2 separate regions of the Homo sapiens genome follow, and region 1 is linked to region 2. A link is a loop called in an ENCODE intact Hi-C map of the cell type or tissue named here. Cell type or tissue: IMR-90. All regions are shown on one strand. Each heading gives the region's core, and the rest is flanking DNA. Links, peaks and the distances in the headings are about the cores only.

Evidence for each region. Hi-C counts contacts between places; a loop is a spot of excess contacts. Peaks named below come from ENCODE experiments on the same cell type or tissue, not always from the same donor. Only the 100,000 strongest peaks of a DNase experiment are listed, where the experiment ranks them.
Region 1: it touches region 2 in a loop (5-fold over the local background); 8 of 110 quality-filtered maps call a loop at or near these places.

The regions. Positions count from the first base shown.
Region 1 is chrX:7,071,237-7,078,946 of GRCh38, reverse strand. It overlaps PUDP (pseudouridine 5'-phosphatase), which reads left to right. Exons shown (of 4, transcript NM_012080.5): 3 at 1,498-1,727. Among named protein-coding and RNA genes, the nearest start is that of STS, 73 kb to the left of the region's middle. In IMR-90, for the core only: no CTCF peak of the experiment used is centred there; no DNase peak of the experiment used is centred there.
Region 2 is chrX:7,922,936-7,927,935 of GRCh38, reverse strand. PNPLA4 (patatin like domain 4, phospholipase and triacylglycerol lipase) reads left to right here and starts at 523. Exons shown (of 7, transcript NM_004650.3): 1 at 523-650; 2 at 1,804-1,996. The coding sequence starts at 1,817. LOC107985675 (a long non-coding RNA gene) reads right to left here and starts at 436. Exons shown (of 5, transcript XR_001755784.2): 1 at 1-436. RefSeq lists enhancers at 336-385, 406-645, 876-1,105, 1,768-1,817 and a silencer at 1,794-2,088. In IMR-90, for the core only: a CTCF peak has its summit at 1,877 (motif pointing right); DNase peaks (open chromatin) are centred at 485 and 1,875; H3K4me3 peaks cover 1,178 bases; H3K27ac peaks cover 358 bases.

The DNA.
Region 1 (7,710 bases), core at 1,281-6,280, 850 kb after region 2:
TGTGTCTATTTCTCCTGATTGTGGGTGGTATTTGCTTCTTTGCAGCATGGTAATTTTTGATTGAATGTTAGACACTATGAATTCTACACCCAGTGGAGTGCTAGATTTTGCTTGATTTCATTTGCTTTATTTAACTTTGTCCTGGAACTACATTATGATCTGTCCATGCCTTCCTTTTAAAAATCTTTAGAGGGTCAGGTGCTCCAGATATCTGTTACCTTATCCTGAATGACTGTAGGTGTTCGGAAAAAATGAGTCTGTTGATTGTTTTGTGTAACAATTGACAAAGTAGGGACATTAAATCATGACATTATTAAAATAGGCATGATTATACAATTATTTAAAATAATTTTAGGCCAGGCGTGGTAGCTCATGCCTGTAATCCCAGTACTTTGAGAGGCTGAGGCAGGCGAATCACCTGAGGTCAGGAGTTTGAGACCAGCCTGGCCAACATGGTGAAACCCCATCTCTACTAAAAATACAAAAATTAGCTGGGCGTGGTGGCACATGCCTGTAGTCCCAGCTACTCTGGAGGCTGAGGCAGGAGAATCGCTTGAACCTGGGAGGCCGAGGTTGCAGTGAGCCAAGATCAGCCATTGCACTCCAGCCTGGGCAACAGAGTGAGACCCTGTCTGAAAAATAAAATGAAATTTTAGGCAAACCGTCACACCTTGTGTGGATTTAGATGTTCCTGTTGTGCTAGTCGCATAAGTTAAAGGTAGGAAGGACTCCTGGTATTTTTGATTCTTTCTGATAACTAGTCCTCTCATGATTGGCTCTATGATGACCTCCATGGACCTGTGTGGTCCCTGTAGTTAATCCGTGTGGCTAATGACAGTGTGAGGATGCTCTTTTCATATGGCACGTTGCTGTTGATCAGCTGTGTTCAGCAGCTTTCTTTTGTCCCCTGATCCCTTGTTAAGTAGCGCTGCAGCAGTCCCTCAGCCACAGCCTTCTTCAGCATCTGGTGGACGCCTTTGTGTAATTTCCTCTCCTTAGCAGGGTGAAGAATGATTGAAGTGTTTTCTGTAGAATACAGCATTTTTGCAGAAAACACCAAAAGCATAGTCCTTGTGTATTTACTGCTCTGGAAAAAAAAGTATGGTTCAGCGAGGCCCTGCTGAAGGGCCTTCCCCGGTGCCCTGGCCAGATCCCAGGTCCAGTCACCTCCTGGGCCTGCTCTCTGCCCTTCTCCACGTTTCATAAGGAGGCCCAGCAGGCAAAGCAGCAGTGCCTCCCAGTGCGCTCTTCTTCTGTTCCTTTGGGAAACGTATCGCTCAACCGCCAATAGCTTTTTTGATTTTTTGGTTTGTTTTATTTGAGCAGGGATGTTGTGGAGCTGACAACCGCTTTTAGACAATCTGTCCTAGGTCAGAAATTCCTCAAAAGGAGCAGCCTGAGAGTGTGCTGCCACACAGCTGGAGGGACTGTCCCTGCAAGAAGGTCTTATGGTGGAGGCCTCGCCCCTCACCTCAGTCCTTCCCTCCTCCTCCCCAGGGGCGGAGAAACTCATCATCCACCTGCGGAAACATGGCATCCCCTTTGCACTGGCCACCAGCTCGGGGTCCGCGTCGTTCGATATGAAGACAAGCCGCCACAAGGAGTTCTTCAGCTTGTTTTCCCACATTGTGCTGGGAGATGACCCCGAAGTGCAGCATGGCAAGCCAGACCCGGACATCTTCCTAGCTTGTGCCAAGAGGTTCTCTCCCCCTCCTGCTATGGAGAAGGTAAGTGGGTGCCGGTGACACGGGCCGTGTTCCACAACCATGTTCCACCAAATAATATCCATGTAGTGTTTGCTAAATGTGAAAAGTTGTGGTTTGTGCTGTTGAAGGCCACTTTGCAATGCTCCCTAGAACTTGGGTATGTGGGCAGGGAGATGGTCTGGTTGGAAGATTTTGTGAGGAATCGTGGCCGCACCTAAGTCACCAGGCCAGGGAGACTCAGCCAGAATCCACTGGGTCTCAGGGACAATCTGAGAAGCTTACAGTGCCAGAACAAGGCCTATTCAGACATTTTCCAGGGAAGCGGCGGTTTTAATGATGTGGGGCTTAAAACAGTCTTATTGTCTAGGTGCAGGCTTTAAGGTGAGTATTCACTGCAGTTCAGATGTAAATCACTAAAACTCACTTCCCCTCCCCAACTGCTTATAGAGTGCTCGTTGGTTGCTGCAGTTTTTGCTTGTGTAGTGACGCTGGGTTTTTATCGCCAAGTTTTTGGACTTCCATCCATTTCTCCATTGGAAAGTGGCAGCTGGTGGGCTTGTATGCCGTGGCACCCCCTGTCCCGCACCACGGCTGCTTGACCATGCAGGGTATGCAGTGGAGACGGCCCCTGGCTCCCTCTTCTTGTTAAATAAGGCTCCTCCTCAGGTGACCTGGGCAGAGCGTTTAGAGAGCCGACCGCTTGTGGTGGCTGGGCCTGGCTCCAGATTCCTCTGACCGTTCTGTGACTGCCAAGATGGAGTCCTTGGCCTGAACGATCTGCAGGTACAGATTCCAGAATCACAGGAAGTCACCCTTGAAAGGGGGGCTCCCGCTGGCGATGTAAGTGTAAGCAGCTGGGGAGGGCATCCGTCGGGGAGTCTCTGCAAATGCCTGCTTCCCCTGGGTTCCTGCATGTGAGGACTTTTGTGGTTTGTGGGGAAGAGCCTTTCAGTGAGAGGTCTTTTTCAGGCCTCACCTCTCATTACTAACCAGTGACACCAATCACGAGCTCAGGGAAATTACTCAGAAACCTTCCCAATAAAGCGGAGCTACCGGAGTAGTCTTGAAAGACCTGTTTTTTGTTGTTGTTGTTTTGTTTTGTTTTGTTTTTTGCCCAGGGTGCAACTTACTACCTTGAGCCTATAGAGGCAGCCGGAACCTGTGCCTCAGTACACAGGCCTCTGATTCTCTGAAGCTAAGTGGGCATCCAGCAATTCAGTTCAGTTCTGACACTGACTCCTACGGTTAGCCCAGACCCCGAAGGTTAAGGCCCCAGTCCCACAAGACGCCCATTGCACGTTCCAGGGGCCACCTGTACTTCTGATTGGCTACAAATTGGGGGTTCCTGCAATCCTCTCTTCAGGTCTAATAATCCCCTAACATGACTGACAGAGCTCAGGAAAACACTTTCATACACTTGCTGCTTTGTTATGAAGGATAAAACTCAGGGACAGCCAAATGGAAGCAAGGCATTGGCCAATGTATGGCGGGTGGTTGCAATGCTCCCCTGCCCTCTCTGGGCACCTGACCCTCCCAGCACCTCCATGTGCTCACCAAACTCAAAGCTCCCCAGGCCCCTTATGTAGAGGTTTTTATGGAGCTTTCTTACGTAGGTGTGAGTGATGACATCACTGACGATTGCTCATTGAACTCAATCCAGGCCAAGGTGCCCTCCCTGGAGATGAGGGGGAGGGCTGAAAGTTCCAGTCTTGTTTGTTTGTTTGTTTGTTTGTTTTGAGATGGAGTCTCGTTCTGTTGCCCAGGTTGGAGTGCAGTGGCATGATCTCGGCTCACTGCAACCTCCACCTCCCGGGTTCAAGCGATTCTCCTGCCTCACCCTCCTGAGTACCTGGGATTACAGGCGTGTGCCATCACGCCTGGCTAATTTTTCTATTTTTAGTAGAGACAGGGTCTCATCATGTTGGCCAGGCTGGTCTTGAACTCCTGACCTCGTGATCCACCCGCCTCAGCCTCCCAAAGTGCTGGGATTACAGGCGTGAGCCACCGTGCCCAGACCTAATCTTCTAATCGCATATTTGGTCTTTCTGATGTCCAGACCCTGTCCTAAAGCTATCCTGGGTCCACTAGAGGCATCTTATTAGGTTGAAAATGGCTTATTAATGACTCAGAAATTCCAAGTGTTTTAGGAGCTCCATGTCATGAACTGGGGACAAAAACCAGGTGTGTAGTTTTTATGATGCCATAGCTATAAACAGTCATTGAAAGACAGTGGGGCATTCTTAGCAACACACATACCTGGGCTGATTGAAATCTCATTCTTGATTTAAGTCTCATTATTGAATTCAACTTGACTGCAATTGCTTAACGTGGGACGTGCCTGAGACCTCCCAGCTAGTAAGTCAGAGAGTCAAGGCTGAGCCTCCAGGTGCGGCTGGAACAGCTCCCAGTGGGAACATGTATCTGCTTCTTATGTCTGGACATGTGTATGTCTGCATGCTTGGCACCCTGTTACAAATTCCTCTGCAACATGTTCATTTTTCCTTAGAATTTCCCCCTTGTGGAAGAATTATTCCATAGCTTCAGGCTATAAAGCCTTCTTCCCAGAAACACCATTTTTGTTGTTGTTGTTTAACCTGAGTTATTGTTCACTAGAAAAGTGAAGGTGCTGCACTCCATAACCATGTCCCAGAAGCGATCAGAGTATGTTGGCACTTGCATTCAGTTCTGTATTTACAAACTGATAAAGACAAGGTGAAATATTTGCCTTGTTAACATGAGCTGTTCCTATAGCTAAGGCAATTAAACGGAATTTCAAGTACAGGCAGTCCTTGTTTTGCAAGGTACTCTGTTAATGGAAACATGGTGTTTCATGTGGGGTTTTTTGGTTTTGGTTTTGTTTTCCTTTTGTTTTTCAGATAGGGTCCCCTTTGTTGTCCAGGCCATAGGCGGTGGTAGCACAATCGTAGTTCACTGCAACCTCCATTTCCTGGGCGTCAGCAATCCTTCTGCCTCTGCCTCCCAAGTAGCTGGGACCATAGGCACACACCACCATGCGCAGCCGGGTGTGGCAGCTCACACCTGTAATCCCAGCACTTTGGGATGCTGAGGCAGGAGGATGCTTGAGCCCAGTAGCTTGAGACCAGCCAGGTCAACATAGCCAGACCCTGTCTCCACAAAAAATTAGCCATGTTTTAAAATGTATATGGAAGCAAAGTGTATGTGGAAACCACATGCTGCCATTGCATGGGACCAGTTATGGTGAAACCCACAGAGCAAGGGCCCTCATGAGGAGGAATTTCTCTCACAAGGTACCCTGCAAAGAGGCCCATGGAATGAATTGTGTTTTAACATCTTGGTGTTCTCATTGACAATGTTTGTTTTAGACTTGTCAAAGAAAAATGAGCAGTTGCATTTTTTAAAAGTCATTTAGCTTTTAGAAAGTTCTAAACATTTTCCTTATTATTAATCTACATTTACTTACAGATATATTTCTCTTGCAGAAATGAAATGTTTCCTCTCATGCTTCTTACTTAGAGACAGTGACACATTGTGGGTCTTCCTCCTGTGATGTGCATATTGTAATACTAAAGGAAGTTTTTCCCAAGCTCCTGTCAGGGAAGCAGCCCTGGTTTTGTACTTGGCATTTGTGTCAGGAATACAGGAGGCAGTGGCCAGGGGCCGTGTGGACGATCTTGGAGCTCTTCAGTCAGGCCCTGCTGCTGCTTCTTGCCCGCAGTGTGGGTGTGAGCTCACAGGAGCAGCATGCCTCCAGAGTTCAAGGGCATTCCATTAAATCATCAGTCACTGAAGAGACTTCTGAATCTCTTAGGGAATTGCCTTAGGGAATTGATCATGCCATAGGTGTCACCAGGTTAATTAGGCATAGTAGTAGTAGTAGTCATAGGAAAGTAGTCAAAAACAAGTAGGATCAAAGGGTTATTAATTATGTTAAATATTAATTCCCATCTTACTAGGAGAAAGTGTCCAACAGAGCTGACATTAAAGAATCAAGTTTTCACTGAGAATATTTTCTAAGTTATTCATGTATCATTATTTTGTTCTAAAAAATATCAAGCAAACATAAGGCCACCTTCAGAAGCCCCCCAGAAACCACCTTCAGGATAATGAGCACCCATCGAGTGAAAGCACCCGCCCACTGTGTGCCAGGCAGGGTGCGACATCTGCCAACACATCCCCTGAAGGCCAGAGACCCAGTGGGTAGAGGGCCTCCATGTGCCGAACGCCAGGTCCTGAGACTTGCGAGTGTGAGCACACTCATTGCTTGGTGGGGACTTGAGCGACCAAGCTGGGAGGCACCCCAGGGCTCTCTGTTCCCAGCCACAAAAATGCCATCATTGTTGTGAAACAAAAATGATGGCATTGCTTACATATCACTTCTAGGGTTGATATTTATTACAAGTAAAACCAGAAATCGGAAATCAGTTTTGTTTTTTTTTTTTTTTTTTGAGACACAGTCTTGCTCTGTTGCATAGGCTGGAGTGCAGTGGCACGATCTCGGCTCACTGCAACCTCTGTCTCCTGGGTTCAAGTGATTCTCCTGTCTCAGCCTCCCAAGTAGCTGGGATTACAGGCACACGCCACCACGCCCGGCTAATTTTTTTATTTTTAGTAGAGATGGGGTTTCACCATGTTGGCCAGGCTGGTCTTGAATTCCTGACTTCAGGTGATCTGCCCACCTCGGCCTCCCAAAGTGCTGGGATTACAGGAGTGAGCCACTGTTCCGGCTGGAAATCAATTTTTTACAGCCTAGCCATCACTACTTTGCGTGTTTTAGTTTTCTTGTACTTGTTAGTGTTGTTTTAGGAGCTGAATTTCAGGTTTTAAAAAAATTATTTTTGTTTTTGTTTTTCTGTTCTATTTTCAAGAAAGTTATACATGTTAAACTGCATAAACAGATAGAGTAGACTCATTTTGCCAGCCTAAGTTTTGTGTATATTCGGTATCTGTCTTTTTTTGTATAATACCAGGGTTGAAGTTGTGAGATAATATTCACAATTAATAAACAAGGGACGTGGTAGATTCTACTCTTTTTCGTGGAAACCTGCATATTTCTTAATGAATAAGGGCTAAGTCCACATAAATAGGTAGACTGGGCTCATTTCAACCAGCCTTTAGACATTTCTACTCATAGCCCAAACTATTATGCTATCACCTTGTTAAGAATACAGTCTTACAGGTGGTGGTTCATGCCTGTAATCCCAGCACTTTGGGAGTCCAAGGTGGGAGGATCACTTGAGCTCAGGAGTTAAAGACTAGCCTGGGAAACATAGTGAAACCGTGTCTCTACAAAATATAATAATGATGATGATGATAAATTTGCCAGGTGTGGTGGCGCCTGCCTGTAGTCTCAGCTACTTAGGAGGCTGAGGTGGGAGAATCACCTGAGCCTAGGAGGTGGAAGTTTCAGTGAGCCGAGATCATGCCACTGCCCTCCAGCCTGGGTGACAGAGCAAGACTCTGTCTCAAAGGAAAAAAAAAAAATAGAGAGTACATTCTGGGTGGTGACTTAGGGATACAGGTGTTCTGTGAAATTCTTTCAACTCTGCTGTACGCTGGACCATCTCTACAGTGCAATGTTGGGGGAGGCAGCTCTGCCTAGTGTGACAGTCAGACCAAAAGTTCACTCAGGCACAAATTAGAGCATCATAGGGGAACTGGGGATGGCACAGGGCCTGAGATAAATGCTCAGCGTTTTTACAGAGAAGAACAGAGGGTGGGATTAGTGCTGAACAGAACAAGTCCAACAGGAGTGCAGCCAACACAGAATCAATCGTGAGGACTTTGGAAACCAAGCAGAAAAGTTTACACATGGTACAATAGGCATTTGAGCTCACTGGAAATTCTTAGAAGGACACATTGGCCATGTCTGTGTTTTAGAGCTCAGTGGAGTACTGGGTGACAGATTAGAAATAGGCAGTAAGGGAGGAGGAAGTGCCAGGTGTGATTCCAATGTGATTTCCTTCAGGGAACTTATAGTTCAATTAGAAAAAAATAAGTAATGTCAAAAGTTATAGGAGGCTTA
Region 2 (5,000 bases), core at 1-5,000:
TGAGGATATGAAAGTTCCCCAGAGTCATAGTCCAGCTTTTCCTTTAGATAGCACTTCTTAAAAAAACCAAAGGCACGCCTTGAAAAGCTGCGGGATGTCCAGCCCCAAAATAGCCGCTGGAGTTGGCCCCTAGGGGCAGCTGGACCGCCCAGGCGGGCGAAAGGGTGGAGAGGGAGAAGAACCACTTCCGGGAAACAGACGCGAAGAGGGTAAGGCACTTCCGGGGCACAGAAAATGAGGATTATTAAAGGTCAGTTGCTCGCAGGTAAGGGCCAAGTAGCGTTAAAAGACACGTAAGGATTACAACGCCTCTCTAGGGTGTGGGTTAAAATGTCTCTCTAGGTACTCGAAGATAACATGACTCTAAACGAGGAATCCTTGCCTGCGCTGGAGGACGCTCCGGTCTAGCGGCCAGGTTGAGTCCAGAAGTTTAAATAGAGCAGGCGGGGCCTAGCGGGCGCCTTCGTCGGCGCGATGACGTCACATACCTGCGCGGGAGGCGGTACCAACCCCTGCCGCAGGACTTTCCTGGGCCGGCTCGCGGAGAGCGTAGCGCGGCCTTGGTGGCGGAATGGCGTTGAGTGACGGCCCGGCCCCGCCATCTGGTTAAAGGGACTCGTTCAACACGGAAGTGTCCCGGGGCTGCATTGGTACGGAGCCCTGGGGCCCAGCAAGGGTGTGCTCCTGCGGGACTGATGCGGGGACCACCCCGGCCCTGCCGGCCTCCAAGCCGCGGGAGGGCACTGAGCCTGTGCTGGCTGGGCCTGGCCGCCTGGTTGCTACACACCCAACCCCCTTCCCGTCCCCATTTGCAGAAGTGGAATCAAAACTGGGGCTTGACCCCGGATCGATGACTGGGACTCAGCCTACGCGGACGCCAGCGCAGCCTGCGGCGGCCGAGCCACCTGCCCTCACAGGGCCTGGCCGGGTGCATCAGGAACAGGCGGTCTTAGGTCCCTAAATTCGAGGCCCTGTAATGTGCCTCATCTTGGGGTCCCTGAATGGGGCCCTTGGGCCCCCAAGGAAACCCTGAGACCTTCAGAATGGACAGCCTTGTGGAGGCACAATTTCATTCACTTGGGCAAATTGTGCGCACTGAGGCATAGGAAAACATGTAATTTTGTATTTAGATGTGTTCCAAGTATAAAGTGGCGTGGCTGACATTTCATAGAGCCTTAAATTGCCTTCACCAGGCATGACCTCAGTTTGTGTTGAGATACTTGGCAAAGAAATGTATTGCATTGTTGAGTGATTGCTTATTGCGTTACTGAGTAATTGTATTGGCGTTCATAAAAGCATGGGTGCTCACAATAGAAATTGGGAAGGGGAGTAGGGAACTGTATTTGAAATCTTCTGATACACTTACCAAGAACAAATGTATTGTTCATTTGGAATTTGATACGGTCTCTAATAATTTTCTGTTTCATAATGGTAGTGCCGCCCCCACCCGCAAAACGTTTCAAAGGGTCAAGAGAAAAGACCAAATGCCCTTGTCAACTGGAATTTATACGTCTGTTTCCTGCCAAGTAATTAAATCGTAGATTCATAATCTATGTACCGAATAAATGTGGAATGTTTTTGTTTTGTTTTGTTTTAATGTATAAGACTTGGGTCAAGGTGAGGAGGGAAAGAAAGGGTTTCCTTGAAAGATTCTTGTGTTTAATTAGAATTAATTGAAACCACTGTGCTTAAAACAGAGAATGATGTTAGAAGAAAGCCTTGGAACGATGATCAACATAAGACTACACAGTATGTGGGATAAACTATTCCAACTTACAGCATTTTTGTTTTTTGTATTGCCAGTGCTACAGCTAGAATGAAGCACATCAACCTATCATTTGCAGCGTGTGGATTTCTGGGCATTTACCACTTGGGGGCAGCATCTGCACTTTGCAGACATGGCAAAAAACTTGTGAAGGATGTCAAAGCCTTCGCTGGGGCGTCTGCGGGATCGTTGGTTGCTTCTGTTCTGCTAACAGCACCAGAAAAAATAGAGGTAATTAAGTAGTAACTTAGGCTGTGTTCCTCATCAAGAAATTAAGACCCAAAGGCAAACACCAGCATTGACTCTACTAAGTTAACACTGCAGAGAAATAATCGTTTGCTTGGAAACAGAAAGGATTAGGACTTTTCTCTTAAGATGTAATTATTAGGGATCTGTGCTCTGGTTGTGGAAAAGATTATTTTGGGTGATAGTGAAATAAGGAAATAAAATGACTTATATTACTCTTGAGTTTTTATTTATCCTTAAGATTCCAGCTCTGTTCCTTTCAAGCAAAGGATATTTCTTCTTTCTATGATCATGAGAAGAGCATGGGGCCTGTTTTCAAGGCCTTGAACATGTGGGCAACAAGTCTTACCTCACTGCTACTTAGAAATAGATACATAAATTAAAATGTGGGCATGCAGTTTCTATTAAGTGGAATGGTATAGGAATTTAATTCTTTTTTAATTCTCACAGTAAGAGGAAGCTCTGAGTTCCAAGCAATTTATCCAGAAGTAATACAAATAATTATTCATTAAGTACTTTATTTAATGCAATCTATGTTTTAAAATCTGTTTTCTGCTATCCAGACAGTGATCAATCATTTGCTGACTGTGAGAGCTGGATTCCGTAGTTGGAGAATATTATATTTGTTAATCATTACGTACTCTAGCAGCTTTGAACAATAATGAAATAACAATTTAACACCCTCATACCCAAGAATGAATTTCAGTCACATTTAAAATTCCAAAACTATGCAATGTTAAACATCAGAATCTCATTTCAGATCTTTTGTGAGCTGCTTATCAAAGGGAAGCTAGATTTGAGGCCAATCATTCAGAAATCCACCTATCTTCCTGTCTTTATATGGTTGATTTACAGGGAACTAGAAAAGTGATTTAAAAACTGCAGAGATTAAACAGGACCAGAACCTTAAGCCATGCAAGGTATAAATGAGGTCGGAAAATTCCCCCTAAACTAGCAGATTCATAAGCTTTGAATTACAAGCTACCTCCTTCCCATAACTGTGTTTCGTTTTTGAAGCAGAGGGCTTTCAGGGTGTCACTTCTTCCTTTTTACTGCAGTCTTTTCTTGAGCTGTGGCAAATCCTAAGCTTTGGAGTTATGTAGACTTGGTTTCCAATTATCAGCAAATTAAAAAATGTATTGTATGATTTAGAATTAACCTGATTTGGAAATACTGCACTAGTACAGCCATTTATACTTAACTAAAATTCTGCCATGTTAAGACATTGAATAATTTACCTGAATTGGAGACTTGATGTCATCATATTCTCAGATCAGTTTACCTGTTGTTATTTATTTTTTGCACTAAATGAGAGACTGGGTTGTGTTGTCTGATGGTGCTGGTATGATGAAAAGGTGTGTGTCTTTATCTGGTGCTCCCATGGGAAGGTAGAAAATAATTTTCTTAGTTTCCTTAGGGCATCCTCATTTGTTCTTCTTCAAAATAATTTTTCAGCCAAAGTAACCCTTTGACTTAAGGTTATTTTAGTTCCTTTATTTTTAGCATCTGAAATAATCCACTTGTAGGATAGCCTTGAGTTTTTTTTAGCAAATGTTTCTACCTACTCAGATTCGTGTTCGCTCGGTTCTCGCTGATGATATAAGTTCCTCAAGCTTTTTACTGTTGTGACAAATACGTGTGTAATTAATCTTCTGAGCTTATGCATGAATAATTAAGAGGAGCACCTGATACTGGGCATATTTTAAGTGGTAGGCAAATTTAGACATTGATGTGGAAGAGCTCAATGCTGCAAGACTTTCCTCAGCCCTCACAATTTGCGAGGAAGCCATGGTGCTAGACTCAGTGGGGAACTCAAAGATGAATAAGTCCATCTTTAATAAGTTTACAGTCTGGTCCGGGCTATGGAGAGTATTGAATATAACTAATATTAGTACAAAGAAATAGGCTAGATGGGCAGTCTAGCTCAGTAGAATGAACATACATTTGGTGGGGCTACCCCCATTTCTCACCCAGGAGCTTCCCACAGCCTATATCAATTCAAGCTCCCTACAATCCACCTACCTCATAGCGCTTAGAGTGATGTCACCCAAAGGCACATCTGATCACCTCATTACCCCCGGGGCAGGGGCTGTCTGTGGACTTAGGACAATGTGACCCAGGTTTCTCAGCATGTATCACAAGGCCCCATGTGACTTAGCCCTACTTGTGGCTCGCCATAGGGACACATTTCAGCTCTGTGCCCCTCTCAGAATTGTTCTTGCTGTTGTTTTTACTATCCTCTGCTTTCACCTTCGTCCTCTGCCCAACTCCTGTTTATATTTAAGTCCCAGCCTGGGTGTCAAATTGGAGGGAAACCTTTGGCAACCCATGAGGTTGGAGGTTGACACACACTGTATTCATTTCCCGTTGCTGATTTGACAAAGGACCTTCAGCGTAGTGGCTTAAAACAGCATGTGTTTATCATCTTCCAGCTCTGGCGGTCTTAAGTCTAAAAGGGTCTCACTGAGCTAAAATCAAAATGTCCATGCTCACTCTCTCCAGAGGCTCCAGGGGAGAATCCATTTCCTTACCTTTTCCAGTTTCTGGAGGGTGCCCAGACTCCTTGGCTCCTGACCCCTTCCTTGATTTCTAAAGCCATAAGCACAGCATCTTCAAATCTCTCCAACTCTGCCTCTCCTACCTCCCTCCTTCCCTTACAAGAAACCTTGTGATGATATTGGGCCTACCCAGGTCATCCAGGATTATCTCCTCATCTCAAGGTCCTTAACTGGATCTACAAAGTCCCTTTTAACATAGAAGGTCTCCTAGTCACAGGTTCCAGGGACTAGAATGTGGACATCTTTGTGGGGAGAGGAGAGACTGCTGCAATAATATAGCCACTTAACTGAAATTCTGCAATGTTAAGACATTGAATGATTTACCTGAATTTGAGACTTGATGTCCTCATATTCTCAAAACAGTTTACCTGTTGTTATTTATTTTTTGCACTAAATGAGAGCCAAACACACCCTTGTGGGGGCTCTTATAG